Linked DNA regions of Homo sapiens: region 1 is linked to region 2. The links are chromatin loops, found by intact Hi-C in ENCODE. Cell type or tissue: ascending aorta. All regions are shown on one strand. Each heading gives the region's core, and the rest is flanking DNA. Links, peaks and the distances in the headings are about the cores only.

The links. Hi-C counts contacts between places; a loop is a spot of excess contacts. Peaks named below come from ENCODE experiments on the same cell type or tissue, not always from the same donor. Only the 100,000 strongest peaks of a DNase experiment are listed, where the experiment ranks them.
Region 1: it touches region 2 in a loop (2.7-fold over the local background); 2 of 110 quality-filtered maps call a loop at or near these places.

The regions. Positions count from the first base shown.
Region 1 is chr12:14,888,561-14,896,907 of GRCh38, reverse strand. No RefSeq gene overlaps it. Among named protein-coding and RNA genes, the nearest start is that of MGP, 6.9 kb to the right of the region's middle. In ascending aorta, for the core only: CTCF peaks have their summits at 3,485 and 3,987 (motif pointing right); DNase peaks (open chromatin) are centred at 3,270, 3,672 and 4,007; H3K4me3 peaks cover 1,436 bases; H3K27ac peaks cover 7,870 bases.
Region 2 is chr12:15,203,862-15,212,208 of GRCh38, reverse strand. The region is part of intron 2 of RERG (RAS like estrogen regulated growth inhibitor); the gene reads left to right. Among named protein-coding and RNA genes, the nearest start is that of RERG, 13 kb to the left of the region's middle. In ascending aorta, for the core only: a CTCF peak has its summit at 3,864; a DNase peak (open chromatin) is centred at 2,345; H3K4me3 peaks cover 403 bases; H3K27ac peaks cover 7,855 bases.

The sequences.
Region 1 (8,347 bases), core at 14-8,013, 320 kb after region 2:
GTGAGTTCAGCCACAAAGCATAATTTAGAGATCAAATGTAGGCACTGAGAAATCCAAGCAAAATTGCCAGATTACCTAAGGTCAAAACTGACCTCCAGTTGTTCCAGGAACATTTTTATTTTTGCACCATTGTCCATTTGATTTATTTCTGGCAACAAAATGCTAACTGGTGAAACACTGCTGTTCTCGAGAGTCCATGGTATAGAGATGAGCCAGTATTTGTATCGGAGTTCGTACTCCTTCCCAAGAATCACTGGCTTTGAAACACATATCCCCAGAAATCCTCTTTCGCTGCTGACCCTGTGAGAAACATCATATGGCATCGTCATCTGAGGATCAGATGAAAGTACTGAAATGTATTCCAACAAATACAGCACAACTTCTCGGAAAAGGAAAGATGATACAAAATTGTCTTTCTTTCAGCTATTTGGTAAATGTTCTGCAAACATAAAAAATTTGCAGAGAGAAGTCTTGGGATAGCTATATTCTTTTTCACAAATTAACTTTTTGTTTATTACTTATAGATAATACATTCATACTTTTCTTTTTCAAACTAAAAATTGTGCTTTGTTTTAAGCAGTCTGGCGTAGATAAGAGGCTTGTTTTGATGGACCAGAAAAAAAGTGGAGAAAACAAAGAAATAAAACACTACTTAATAAATATTAGCTATTCCTATTACTGTAATGCAAAATGTATTAAATCAATTAATTCTATCCCTTGGCATTCTTTCAAATATTCTTGTTTTCTTTTCATTGAACTTCTAACATTCATAACTTGTTTGGTGCTCTACCCGGGGTCACCTTCTTTACACAATTTTATATGGCATGCACAAGTCCACTCCTGTTAATCAATATGTGAAAATACAGATGCAAAGAAAAACACATGTTTATATCCAAACACAGTAAGGGACTGTTTCTTACTTTACCCTTCCAGAGGAATTCTTGCTATTCAAGTAGTTTCACTAAGATTTTTCTTTAAAAAGAGTGAATTTTTACATGTATTTATGTCATAATTTAATTTTATAACATTATCTGGAAACTTCTCAGGAATATTGCTATTTCATAAAAAAGATAACCATTTAATTTAGTAGTTGGATTGCTGCATAAGGCAAGGGCAAAAAATAACAGTGAAATAGCATTTTTCTTTTATTTGACATACAGTGTAGTTATTTAGCATTTCAAATTACAGCAATTTCCTATCTTCACAAAAGGCAGAGATGTTTCTGTTAAGGTTCGTAGACCGCTGTAGTGGATTGTTAAGGGTAACTTCACTGAGCTTTTGTGGTGTTTAAACATTGCACTGGGTTTGCAGGATCAGCTCAGTTCCAGAAAAATAAATAAGCACTTACTGTGTTCCAGATGATGTGTAAGAAATAGAGAATACAAAGATGAAAAAGACACAATCCCTGATATCCCTTGTGGAGCTTAACGTTCTGTATTGAAATCCAGTAAGATCAATGAAAAAGTATCATGACTACTATGAGAAAACTGAGGCATCTAACTGGAAATGCAATTCAGCAAGAGAATTCTTTCTTCTTTCAGCAAGAAAGAAGTCTTTCTAGAGACGACAGTTTCCTAGATAATGAGTTGGAATCTTTTGGGTAAATGAGTACGGGGTGAGGAAGAAGAGGAGACAGGTGATTGTACCATGAATAGCTAGGAGGAGTGTGTGCACAAGATGGGGCACAGAAATGCCTGTAATTCAAAAAAGAAAGTATGTACCAGTAAAGAAATAAAAGTGCTAAGGGAGGCTGGGCATGGTGGCTCACGCCTGTAATCCCAGTACTTTGGGAGGCCAAGGCGGGCGGATCATCTGAGGTCAGGAGTTCGAGACCAGCCTGATCAAGATGGTGATCATCTCTACTAAAAATACAAAATTAGCTGGGCGTGGTGGCACATGTCTGTAATTCCAGCTACTCAGGAGGCTGAGGCAAGAGAATCACTTGAACCTGGGAGGTGGAGATTGCAATGAGCCAAGATTGCGCCATTGCACTCCAGCCTGGGAGACAGAGCAAAACTCCGTCTCAAAACAAACAAACAAACAAACAAACAAACCAAAAAACAGTGCTAAGGGAGTTTTTGAAGGGAGGAGAAATTACACCTGGTTGAGAAGCTTAAGTAAGACATCATGTAACAGGTGGTATTTGAGCTAAGCCTTAAAAGATACCCAACGGAAAGTTGGTATAGACAGAGACAGAGAGGCAGAAAAAGAGGATACTATAAAATGAGCAAATGTGTGATAGCAAACACTGAAGGGTGCGTCAGGAACAAGTTGCTCAGTTTGGCTTTAGAATTGGTTACATGAAGGGAAACAGTGAAAGAAATGAATGGGAAAGACAACTGGGAAGTAACAATTAATAAGCACCTACTACATCACAGACACCTGCTGGGTATTTTGCAAAGATTTCCTCATTAAATCTTTACAACAATTTACAAAAGAATTATCACTCACGTTACAGTGAAAAAATGACTTATTGAGGGTCACGTAATTAGTTAGACACTGTGATAATAATAATAATAGCTACTTTCATGGAATATTTACTATATGCCACCACTGGGCCAGCCAGGCCCTCACATGAATTATCTCATTTAATCCTCACTACAACTCTATAAGCTACTTTCCATTATTGCCCATATTTTATTAGATGACGAAAATGAGGATTTGAGAGACAGTAGGGATCATTCAGTGACAAATGGAGTGGGATTCACATGTTCTTTTCCACTCTCTCATTATGGCACCAGAGAATTTAGGATGCATGTGAATTTGAGAAGGATGTCAGCTTAATTCTGTAAGCAATGAGAAGCTGTTGTGTGTATTAATAAAAGATGACTAAGAGCCAGAGGCTAAGCTCAAAGAACTTGCTGTCTGGTAGAGGAGCAAGACAAACGAGCGTTCGTATCAGACTCTCATCCTTCCTAGTCCCTCACCCCAGCCCATATCCATTCCCCTGCCCTCCTATTGCTATCCCAAAACAGAGTAAGACCAAAAATTACATCTTGTTCCCTTCAGCTTATTGTCTCTTCCTTTTGATTCTATTCTTTTTCCCACTGGTTTATGGTTTACCAAAAGACAAAGAACCCCAGTGAAAACCCCTTTTATCCTCTCAACAAAATAAAAGTCTCTTTCAAAATTCCATAAAAGGCATGAAAAAAATTAGCATGGGATTATGAGAAAACAGGAAACACAGAGAGTGATAAATTAGAAGAATTGGAGTCAGAGCAAGGCCCCTGAGATTCAGACAAACTCTGGTTACAGGACCGCTTAAACAAACACCAGCAGGCGGGGTTGAAATAGATTTCCACAGTCAGCCCAGCCAACATTTCACTGCATTTTTTTCCATCAGGGAGAAATCAGATGTGGAAACAATCACTTATTTGACAGCCTGTTCTCTTCTTAGATTGATCAGCAAAGGCATTCCCTGTGATGTTCTCTCTCTCATGTTAACCTGGACATTTTTCCTCTGCGTCCTGTCTAAACTTCCTTTTCTGAATTTCATCCCATTTCCATGGTTTGTAATGACTAGGCGATGGGACAAAGAGGAGTTGCTCAGTTGCTGATCCCTTCCACGAGGAGGAGGGCTTTCTCTCACTGACCAAATCCTGGCTGAAAAGATTGACTTTCTTCTCCTAAGGATTTCAAAGTGTATCAGCATCCAACTCGAATGAATCAAGTTATTTGACTACAACTGGGAAACAACAGCAGACATGGCCTATTGGCAGGCAGTTATTTGAATGAAGCTTTTAAAAGGCATCTTGCTAGTGGTTTGTTGGCTGAGGGATGGACATCCAAACACCAATCAGCCCTAGAAACTCTTGCAAAATTGCATTAAGAACAAAGTGTTCCTTCAAACACTGAATTATATAATTTCTCTATCGTGTTTATTCATTTCAAGGATGAAATAATTTAGAAGCACAAAATTGTACAGGTCTATTCCAGCTCTTCTGTTTAAAAAGGCAAATGGCTTGCTCAACAGTAACGCAGCCATTGGGTGGCAGTGTCAGAACTACACTGAGCATCAGCCAGTTCCACAGTTCCCACTGGACAAGGCCTTGCTGAGTCAATCCCTTCCATGTTTTGCATTCTCTCCTCTGCTTTGGTTTTCAACAATCTATTCCCTCGTTATTGGGAAGAAGTGGAAGTAACACTAGACCAGTGGAGTTGAACCTATTTTTTGAAATAATATTGTGTGTGCATGTACTCCACAGCATTAAAAGTATGTAGGCCATTAAGCTAGGAGCTCGGCAGGTATTGCCTTATTTAATTCATCTAATGGTCCTCTGAGTTAGAGTCCTCTAACACTTAGTGAGCATCTAGTATGTTGCAGACACTTATAATCCCTACCTGTGTCACTGAGGCTCAGGAGCTTAAACAGCGTATCAAATGCCACACACAGAGTAAGCAGTAGAGGCCATGCACAGTGGCTCACATCTGTAATCCCAGCATTTTGGGAGGCCGAGGCAGGCAGATCACTTGAGGCCAGGAGTTTGAGACCAGCCTGGCCAACGTGGTGAAACCCCGTCTCTACTAAAAATAAAAAAAAATTAGCTGGGCATGGTGGCATGAGCCTGTAGTCCCAGCTACTCAGCAGGCTGAAGCAGGAGAATCACTTGAACCTGGGAGGTAGAGGTTGCAAGGAGCTGAGATTGTGCCACTGCACTCCAGCCTTGGCGACAGAGCAAGACTCGATCTCAAAATTTAAAAAAAAAAAAAGAAAAGGAAAAGCAGCAGAGCTAGAAGTCAAATCCAGGCTTTCTTATCCTAAAAACTACATCCTTTGGCCAGCTTCTACAGAGCCTGTCTTTAGAGTCCTATCAAGGTTTTGTAACGATTGTTTGTTAGAGTAGCTACCAAAAGTATGGAGAGAATATCTAGATGAAGTGCAGCTCGGGAATGCTCACTCCCCTCCACCATCTGCTTTTTTGTTGTTGTTATTGTTTTGAGAGAGCGACAGAACAGATGAAATGGGTACGGGCTGGAATATGGAAGGAACATGGTAGATTTGACTCATGCAACTACCAGATATTCTTCTAGTTAATTTATTACCTAAACTTAAAATCACCCTAAAAAAGATTTAAATTTCCATTTCAAGGAAGCACCCTTAGGTTAGACATGGGGTCCATTCAGATGCATACCTCTGACTGAAGGATTGCAAAGACAGCATATTTTCATTTCTCATGTCAACTTTAAAAGTTATCATCGACTAGTTTTAACTTCATTTGGTAACGAATGTTATGTTTACTTAACTTTTAAAAATTATTCTCTGTTGTTTAAAGCTTTACTTCTATCTTCCCTAAAACTACTTCTTTTAACTCATACCAGTGCTATCAAGTTCTTGGGTACTGTGATTTGGTGAATTAAGCTATCTTTCTCCCTACTCCCTTCATGTCTTCACAAGTGGTAAATATAATCCCACTCTGCTTCCATCTCACTCCTAGAGACATCATGTCATTGTTCTTGTATCCCCTCTCCTCACCAATCCTACCTTTAGGATCCTGTTTCTGCCAGTCACCAATAACCCCTGCAATTCTTGCAAGTTACTTGGCTCCATTTCTTGGGGTTGTAAATGTCTTGAATATAAAAAGGAGTGTTTTTACTTTGGTGATTTGGAATAATGAAAGGAGATTACGAGGATATCCCAAAGTGTGGGATGACAGCAGAATAGATATAAAAGGGTGCCTTCTTTTCCAGCTGAGACCATGGTACTGCAGGAGAAATTCCTCGGACTTTGTCTTGATTGCACCTCATCCAGAAAAGGCAGCCAGAGTCTAATGAGTAAATAGCCAGCCTTTAGTCAAGACATCTTCATCTTTAGTCAAGACAGGAGACATAGAACCTGCTCTCTATTTTGCTTTGAGTTGACAGAGCATTCTATAAATTAAGCTGAGATTTCCAGTTTTCTGGGGGTGGGGACGGGGGCGGTGGTCTAAGTAACTATAGAAATTGGCCTTGTGCACTGGGAGACGACATTCTTAATATGTCAGATACACCAAACCAGAGCAAGTGTCAGATGACAGCAAACATCGGCGTTCACAGACTGGATGAGACTTGGTGATTCCTGAAGGAAGCTGAAAGGTTTTGGAAAGTACCATATTTGAGTTGGAGCTTGTTTGGGCAGATGTTTAGTGTGCAGTGTACTGGAGAGAGAAACAGGGGACTTAGGATCCAATATTAAAACTATCCCTCTCTCCATTTTTATAAGTCATTTAACTCACTGGGCTTAAGTGTATGTAGACCTTTAATTTGTATTGCACTATTTTAAAGGATTTTGAGACAATTATCATTTTAAATGTGTATATCTTAATTTTGTGTAATTTTGTCTCTAGCTATGAAATTTGAAATTCAAGGAACCCTGTAAGACGCAATCACAAAATTATTTAAGCAGGTGTCAGAACCTGGAGGGATCTCACATGGTTGTATCATTATTAAAAACACACGATTTGACATCAAACAGTCCTGCGTTTTAATCCTGTCTTTGCCATTTAGTTGTTGTGTGATCTTGGATAAACTATTTTACCTCTTTGAGCTTCCATTTTCTTATATATGAGATGTGGGTCATTATACTTAGCTTATAGGATTATTAAGAGAAGTAAATAAAAAATAAAGAGTGACTATCAGAGCATCTAATATATAGCAAGCATTTGACATATGATAATAGCGCTTGGATAGATGTATAATTTTTATTTGATATTTGCTATCTTATTTAAAAATTGAAGCTTTTCTTAAGAAGGGTGGAGGAAATAATCGATAGGGGAGGAAAAGAAAAATCCCAGCCATTCCCAGCCAAAAGCTCTCCACCTCTCAGACTTCTCCACCTTTATTTTGTTTAATAATCAGGCACCTCCAACTTTCCCTGGAAGTTTCAGCCCATGAGTCCCCAGATGCTCCTCCCATGCCTGAGTTTGACAAACATTTATTCTTACTTAGTTCAACTAAGACAAATTAAGGAAAGGAAAGAAGGATTCTATCTGTGCCTAGGAAGTTATGTCAGTTAAAGAATCTGACACACAGAATCCTCTCAAGGGGCTTCCCTTAAAAGAAAAGAACTAAGAGCATGGCACTGTCCCACGACATTGGCTGGGCTTCTGTCTCCTAGTTCATTGTTCTTTGATGTCCTAGAGAGTGATTTCTGTTTTTGTCTTCAGGGCTGCTTCTTCCTAACTCTTCTTTCATTTGCGTTTTTCCTTTAATGGCAAGGGTAAGGACTTTAGTGCTGCCAGTTTAAAAAAAATTATAAAATCAAAATTCAGTAAATAAAGCTGAATTTCATGGAACAGCAAAAAAGAAAAAGAAATCTGACTGGAGCCAGGAAAATTCCTCAAAGAGACAAAATGCCTAGCCATCTGAAAAAGAGTTAGTTAAAGGATAAGCAAGGACAGAAAGAGAAGGAGGTAGAATTGATAGGGAAATATATTACACTTTCTACCTCTATGCCATTATTTTAGTCACAGAAATACCATGTGAAAGGGATAACTCTTTTGGTATATTCTCTGGCAAATATACTTTTCTGAGAAGCTTCTCCCCACAGTAATTCTCAGAAGCTCTGCCAATGTTCCTCTCCTGCATTCCCTCCCTAAATTCAGAATTATCTGAGCTGGTCACTAGCACCTTTCTTGATGCTTTGGAAACAGAGATGCTCCTGAGTGCCCATAAGAATGGTCAGCCCAGTGAGAAAGCTCATCACTTGGTCTCCTTTAAGGCCAGTTGGCTGCCTAACAATTTTTTAAATAAGAGGAGCCACTATTAAATTTTTGTTCAAAGAGCACACTTGATGCATGAGGACAGGGCCCATATCTGTATTTTTCTCTACTGTATTTCCAGCCTAGAGTTGACAAACAGTAGATGCTCAGTACATTTGTTGGCTAGATAGATAACTTGATGGATGGCTGGCTGGCTGGCTGGCTGGATGGATGGATGGATGGATGGGAGAATTATGAAATCATGAAGCTCCTTCTGGCCCTGACAGGCATGGTCATTCTTCTCTTTTCTGCCTGAGAGTAGGTGGAATAGGAGATCTGTATTACTCCATGGCTTCTCTTGCTTCAGTTCCTACGTTGCCAACCTCACATGAGGAGAATCCTACACATGTTTAAAAACTGGCAATCATATCACTGTCTCATATTTCTGTTATCACTTCTGGGAGTTTCTTCAAATATTCTCTCCTCTGAATAACACTTCTTTTTTGTTAAGGGAAAATGTCTATATAAGTGTCTTTCATAATTATCTAAAATCTAATTAGAATTTAGAGTTTCATGTGGTCTCGTCTTGACAAGATATCCCAATTAAGAAAATGCAAACTAGCTGGCAAAATTAATTTGTTCAAATTTCAATATTTTCTGAAAATTTTCAG
Region 2 (8,347 bases), core at 173-8,172:
GGGCGCCTGTAGTCCCAGCTACTCGGGAGGCTGAGGCAGGAGAATGGCGTGAACCCGGGAAGCGGAGCTTGCAGTGAGCCGAGATTCCGCCACTGCAGTCCGCAGTCCGGCCTGGGCGACAGAGCGAGACTCCGTCTCAAAAAAAAAAAAAAAAAAAAAAAAAAAAGTTTATTCGTGGCTCTAATATCACATAGGTTTCAGGTCCACTTGAGGACCACAGATATAAGAAGTAGCCTCGGCTGTGCATACCACGTGAATGTGAGCACTGACAACAACCCTGTATCTCAGTTTCTACCTCCTTGAGGACCCAACTAGCCATTAAACTTTTGGAGCATTATTTTCTAAGATTCTATATATTTTTCACCATCACTCAAGGATTTTGTTTTATTTTTAGTTGACAGAGTAACTATAAATGTTTATAGAGTATAATTTGATGTTTTGATACATATATGCATTACGGAATGATCAAACCAGGTGAATTAGCATGTCCATCCCCTCAAGTGTCATTTCTTTGTAGTTAGAATATTTAAAATCCTCTCTGTTAGCAATTTTGAAGTGCACAATACATTATTGTGAACTATAGTCACCATTCTGTGCAATAGATCACCAGAACATCTTCCTCCTGTGTAACTGAAACTTTGTACCCTATGACCAATGCCTTGGTTTTGCCCACTGATACCCCTCCCAGTGACGTTAACCACTGTTCCACTCTCTGTGTCTATGAGTTTGACTTTTTTAGATTCCACATATCAGTGAGATCATATGGTATTTGTCTCTCTGTGCCAGACTTATTTCACTTAGCATCATTTCCTCTATGTTCATCCATGTGGTTAGAAATTATAGAATTTTCTGCCTTTTTAAGGCCGAATAGCATTCCATAGTGTGTGTGTGTGTGTGTGTGTGTGTGTGTGTGTGTGTGTGTGTATAAAATGACATTCTAAAATCCATTTATCCATTGATGGGCATTAAGTTGTTTTCATGTCTTGGCTATTGTGAAAAATTCTGCAGTGAACATGGGAGTGTGGACATAAGATTATATAATCTTTGTGGTAAATTTGCTAAAAACATTAATCAAGGTAAGAAGAGGGGCAGATTATGCTTCCCTCTGCCCATGTGGATGCAGAGCTTGCATGGCCCCTTAACACATGTGTGTATGTAAAGAAGCTTTTCCTAGTTGGTTTATGAAATTGAAGGACTACCAGAAATCCTATTGATTTCTTGTGTAGTTGGTGGTTAGAGGAATAATTGTTTTTTAAATAATTGGACCAAAGGGAGGGAGGTGGTTTTGAGACAAATTTGGGTGTAGTTAGAAAAAAGGAGCCTTTTTGTTGTCCTAAAATATAGTGCTCTGGTTACCTGTGGCTTTACAGGGTTTGTATCTTCCTTTACCTGCAAAGACAGAAAAGCAAAAGGAGGCAAACAGCCTAGATGAGTCCATTGTAATTTGTTTTTTCTACCCCAAGACCAATTAAACCATGTTTTCAAATTGCAGGTATATGCCTACGTATATGTATAAAAGGCAGACCTCTGTGCAATTTTTAAGTCATCACTGACCTTTCTTGTATGCCCAGGAAGAAAAAAGAGAAATGGTGCTTAAGAGGGCATAGGAAAATAAAAGTAAACAAAAATCTAGAAAAAAAAATGAAAGTGAATTGTTACTGGTAGGTGGCTAAGTACTTTGCAGGTTGACAATGATCATTTCTTAGTTAAGGCTTTTCTCTTAAGAAAAATATGATTGGGGGGGAAACAATACTGGAAAACAAAACAAAACAAAATTAAGAATTATTTCTCAAAGCCAAAAGGACATATCTCTGTTCTTGCTTTTTTATTGGAATATATTATTAAAATTCAATTGTCCTTTATTTTAAACTAATGGCTAATTTATTCATTGCAATGTTTCTGTAGTTAAATACCAGCTATCTATTAATTCCATTTTGATCTTGACTTGTTTTCTTGGCAACTTGAAAAGACTAACTTTAAGTGGAGGGAAGAACATTTTAAATCATCCTTGTAATTCCCCTTTTTATTCCTGGTATTTCTCCAACTTATGGGTTTGGGGAAATCAGCCAGATTTTCAAGGTGGTACTGGCCTTGAAGCCAAAATTCCAGTGCAAATGCATGTCTGTTGCTACAGCTGCTTTTGAAAATTGATGTGGTTTCAGAAAAACACATAATTTCTTCCATCCCATGAAAAATGAGTTGCTATATTGTAAAGGCAGGGCAGTCTGAAATAGATAATTTCAGCATGAATAAACAAATATGTAAAGCTTATCCATACATATGAGAGATACATGTGAGAGAGAGATCCTTAGCGAGATCACCCAGCTTGTTGGTGCTAGAGCCAAGTCTAGCATTCCAGTCTATGACTCAATGCAAGGCTTTTGCAACTTTGCTATCAAAGGTTTTCATTTTGTATCATTCAGTTATTTTCCACATCTTCTCAGATATTTTATATTAGAAAATGAAATGACCATTAGAATTTTATCATACAAACTTTGTAAAACCTGATGGATTTTGTTTTTATAAGAAATTCACAGTAACCAATAAATAACCAATGCATGGCAAAGCCCTCTGGGAGTACCAGGTGTGTTATCAACCAAAATAGCCAAAATTCTCAGCAACTTTTATATAAAAGAGCGTTCTCCTGTAATGCAGTATTCTATTTCTTATAGCCTCGGATCAAGTGTTAAAAAAAAAAACTGATGAATCATCTTTTGCTAAAGAATATGTTTCTCATTGTTATATAAATAGCCTACATTACACTGTGTCCTGTCCTTATGATCTAATAATGAAGACGCACACAATTGACTGTAGGATTAGAACCTTATTTTAATTTCATCCTTATCTCCTTTTATTCATCTGCCCAATGATGGATTCAATTGTTCTTTTTTCAATTTTTACAGAATGCAGGTAGGACAAAATGAAATTATGGCACTGAAGGTACTTTGAAAAATTACAAGTCTGATACAAATGTCGGCTTAATAGTAAGGTTCTGTTATTATTGATCTTCATCCATTTTTTCCCCTTATGTTCCTTAACATTTGTCTTTGGAGAAGCAGCATGGTGAATTCTCTGGCTGTCCGCTACTGAAGGCCAGATGAATACACTCAGTCCAGCAGTTGGCTGTTTGTGTTCCTCCATGGACTGCCTAGCAGGGAGGAATGTGACAGCATATCCGGAGGTTGTAGTTTCAATGCCTTAGGAATTTTTGGTTTCAAATATGTCACATGAAGAGACATTGAGTTGATTTTTTTTTTTTTAAGTATCAGTATGTAAAGTGGGCAGTCAAAAAGGAGAGGAGGGTTTAGGACAATAACTTAGACTTACGCCTTATCAGAGAAGGACACATGGTGTGTTTATATAATGTTTTAATAATCAAATCTTATCGTTATAAAAATTAAAGCTTTAAAACCTTCTAATATTTTTGCCAGATTTCTCAATTAACATGTATGTACATGTATGTATATATGTGTGTATTTATATATTTCCCTACAATCTTAAAATATATTTTTATTCATTCATTCAGTTGTTCATTCAACAAGTATCTGTTGAGCACCAATTTTGAGTTCTAGAAGAGCTGATCTGGTATCCCTGCATATCGTACAGGATCCATGTACCTTCCAAAAAGGCAAAGCAGTAGCTGTTTCTGTTCATTATACCTCTAGAGCCTCACACAATATTTGACACATACTAGGACTTAATAAATAAATGAAAAATTTGAATTAGACTATGTTGTCTAGTTTGCCACACGTGCTTTAAAATTATATCAAGGGTCATATATTTTAAATAGTCTCCTTATTATGACCAAAGTGGTTTCCTTGCCTGAACTTGACTGTCTCCAGTGACAGGAATGCAACATGACCGGAAGTAGATCATTCTTGCACATCCACCTTTGCACAACTGTATTAGTCAGGGTTCCCCAGGGAAATACAACCAATAGAATACACACACACACACATTCATTCATTCATTCAAAGCAATTGTCTCTTTTGATTGTGGCAGCTGGCAAGACTGAAATCTGTAAGGTTGGCAGGGTGGAAACTCAGGCAGGAGATAATGTTGCAATCTTAAGGCAGGATTTCTTCTGCTCTAGGAAACCTCAGTTTTTTCACTTAAGGCCGTCCAAGAATTGGATGAGGCCCATCCATATTATCAGGGGTAGTCTCCTTTACTACCACTAGTCTACTGATATTAACTACATCGACAAAACCCTTACATTAGTGTTTGATTGAATCAATGGATACTATAGCCCAGCCAGATTCACACATTAAATTATCCCAACAGTTCTTCCTGTTTGTTGCTTTTCCTTCTTTGGAACCAAAGGTTTTTCTGTAGCTTCTAGGCATTGACTTTAACTTTATCCCCTCAGTGTCACGTAGAGCATGATAAATCCCTCTCCTTATGACAGCCCTTCACAAAATTGAACATAGCCAGCATGCCTTGACTCATGCCTGAGTCTCTTCTTCTATAGTCTAGCTACAAAAAGTCTCTTGGTTTACCCCTGTGAGGTTTTCAAAGCATCATCCTCTCTCTTTCGCTCTACAATGCACTCCATGAAATGTGGACCTGGAATCAAAGAGACATTTCAGATGTGGTGTACCCAGAACAGATCAGAGCACAACTGTGATTTTGCTTCTAGATCCTTTGCTTCTGCTGAGGCATCCTGAGGTCACTGTTGGTTTCAGGATAAGAGACAACATAATGTTGGCTCATGGGGAGTTTATTGCAAATGGAGATGGTTGTTTTTGTTTGTTTGTTTGTTTGTTTGTTTTTAACGTATGCCATTGCTGAGCCAAACCTTCCCAAATCTGTACCTGAGCAATGTGTGTGTGTTTAACCCAGGTATAGATGTTCATTTTCATCCTCTTAAGCATTATTTTATTAGATTTAATCAATTCTCCTGGTGCATCGGGAGCCTTTTGGATCCAGCATGTCTCTTATCCCTCCCCACTTTCTATCATCTGGAAATGTTTGTTTTGGAACTAATGTTTTGGAACTAATGGACCCTTGTGGCACTTGAATCACAGAATTTTCCACTCAATGAGCTATTATTTAGTTCTCGAAACGATGAGAAATTCTAGTGAAATTATGTCACTTTTTGGGTAACTTACAACTGGTTAACAAAAGCATAGGTCTTTGGTTCTTGGTGCAGGCACGTTAACACTGTATCACATTACTTCTGTGGTCAGTAAATAACTTCTGTTTAGGAGATTTGCCATAACAAAGGTGAGCTGGGGAGAAGCTTCACAGTTACAATCTCCTGCTTAATATTGTATTTTATGTCTCTTGTTTCTCTCTCCCATGCTTTTCTTAGGAATCAAGACACATTGCTACAGAAAGTGCCTAACAGTGATCAACCATTATTGGCCCAAATATCTATCCTATGCAGAAACTCATTTCCCAGGCATTTATTCCAAGATATGAATGAATACTTTTGTACTAAAATGGCTGAATTTATGTGATTTAGCACTGCTGCTGCAAACCAGAGCTGAGTTTGGAAATGTGTTTTTTTATTGGGTTATAGCAGTTGATATCAAACTTTACCATGCCTCGGGATCACCAGCAGAGCTTGTTAAAATGTATGTTTCAGGACCCCACCTCCACAGGTTCTGACTCAGTAGGTCTGCACCGAAGCCAGAGAATTTGTATTTCTAACAAGTTCTTCAGTGATGCTGATGCTGCTAGTCTAGGACCCACATTCCGGGAATCACTGTGTTAAGTTTGCTGAGTACTCAATTTCCATTTGAGGTATGTGTTTTCAGCTTCAGAAAAGCATATAGCTTTTTGTGAGCTGCACATTCAGCGCATTGAGTGCCATGCCCTGTTGGGTGTACTGACACTATAGTAATAAAACAAGGAGCTCTCTGCCTTTATGGAGTTAACATTTTAGTGAGAAGAGACAAAGTGAGTAAAAAAATATTCTGTGGGCCAGAGCACATGTGAAGCCTTCCTGTGGTTCCTTAAAACTAGAACTTTTTCTTTACATCATAGAAGGGTGAATTTTGTTTAAAAAATAAAATGTAAGCCTCAACAATTGTGACAGGATGAACTTTGATTTTAAGATGATACTTTGTGCTATATGATAATAGTGGGAAGGGATTGAGCTAGATTGCATGGTAAGTGTTTGGGGATTAAATATATAGTCTATGACCCTGTTACAAATTTTCTGCTGATAGAATCTCAGTAGCTGTATAGGAGTTGAACCCATAACCTTGAGTTATTGACACCTCGCTCCATATAGTTAAGTCTTAGATAAAACCAAATTAAAGTCAGATCGTTTTTCTTTCCCCAGTATTTGGAAAAATGATATTAAATTGCTCTTTGACAGTGGTATTTATAAAACTTATGCAATGGTAGATAGAAAGAACAGCAGTGTTGAGAAAAGTTCCTAAGTTTCCACTGTTTTAGGTACAAAGATAACGTCTTTTCCTCAATGATGCATTTCCTGTTTTTTAAATCTTTTAAAAAGTTCTTTCTTGTTTTGTGCCATTGGACAGTAATTTAAGAGGTGAAGTCAAAAAGAAAAAGTACAAATAAAAAATTGTGACTTTGTCTGAAAAGTAATTGAGTTATTTTTGCACTAAGAACCCCATAAATTACAACTGAATCTAACAACTGAGCCAGCTTCCTAGTCATTTGGCAACACATGTTGAGTTTGACGGTTTAAAGGAAGACTCAGCCATACATGGTAGTATGAATAACAGTGATCTGTTCCAAAGTCTGGGACTTTCTTTTCCATTCAAATATTTCGTATCTTGAATCTACTTCTTAGCGGTTCTCCAAAAGAGGTAAAATCAGGAACACAGTACATGTGAATCTTCAGGTCCCAAAATTTAACCCACGATTTCTTAGGTCTCCCACTTATCGGTTTACAAATATTTGTGAAAATCCTACTGTGTTCCTAATTCTTCCACCCTTTCTTCAGTCCTCCCTCTATAAGCCCAATAAAATGCTAATATTTGTGGGAGAAGTCCAAAGAACTATGTAAATTTTTTCTTGTCCTCAGGGACCATAGTGTTTTCCTGAGCGTGTATAACTTACAATTCAAAATCAGCCAGTGATAGTATGTATTCAGCAGAATAAATGATTTTTACAACTTTTTATATTGAAATAATATTAGATAATTATACAGAGTTGCAAAAATAATAGAGAGTTCCTGTGTACCCTACACCTAATTCCCCTCAATGATGATATCTTACATGACCACAATGCATTAGCAAAACAAGGAAATTGATGTAGATACACAATTAAGCTACAGATCCTAGAATTATTGTTTTTTAACTCAATTCAGGCCCAAGGCCTGTTTGAAAATATAACTAGGGAAGGACAGAGAAGGAGAGACTTTAAGAAATGACAGAGCTCATTATGAGTTTTTAAAAAGTGAAATTTGGTAAGCTATTTATTATCAGAAATGTACATCTTGTGTTATGTGCAATTTAGCTATTTAAATTGTATATAACAAAGTTTTAGCCATTTTTTTCAGGCCATAAATGCTATAGGAGTCAATGGGAAGAACAGAAATCAGTGAGAAATATTTGGGGAGGCCTTTAGGGAGGCAGTAAGTTTGAAATACTGTAAATTCAGTGGGATTTTTATGGTAAGAAGTGGAAAAGCTTTTCCTCTTATTTATTGTATTTCAAAATTGTATTATCTTCATAGCAATTCACATGTTATTAATGTTGGAATTAGAAGGAGAAAAAGACCAGTGTCATGAAGCTTTTCCTCTATCTTTTTTCTAGGGGTTTTACACTTCCAAGTTTTACATTTAAGTCTTTAATCCATTTTAGTTGATTTTTGTGTATGGTATAAGATAGAGGTCCAGTTTCATTATTTTGCACACGAATACTGAATATTCAGTTTTCTCAACATCATTTGTTGCAGAGACTATCCTTTTTATAATGTGTATTCTTAGTGCCTTTGTTGAAGATCAGTTGACCATATGTGTGGGTTTATTTCTGGGCTCTCTATTCTGTTCTGTTGGTCTATGTGCCTGTTTTTATGCCAATATGATACTGTTTTGATTACTATAGCATTGTAATATAGTTTGAAATCAGGAAATGTGATGCCTCCAAGTTTGTTCTTACTTGAAATTGTGTTGGCTATTCTGGGTCTTTTATTGTTCCATATAAACTTTAGAATTACGTTTTCTATTTCTGTAAGAAATAGAAACTTGTATTTTGGTGGGAATAGCAGTGAATATGTAGGTTTCTTTGTGTAGGATGAACATTTTAACATTATAAGTCTTCCAATTCATTAACACAAAATGTCTTTCTATTTATTTGTAGATTCCTTAATGTCTTTCATCAATGTATTATAGTTCTCAATTTATAAGTCTTCAACTCCTTGG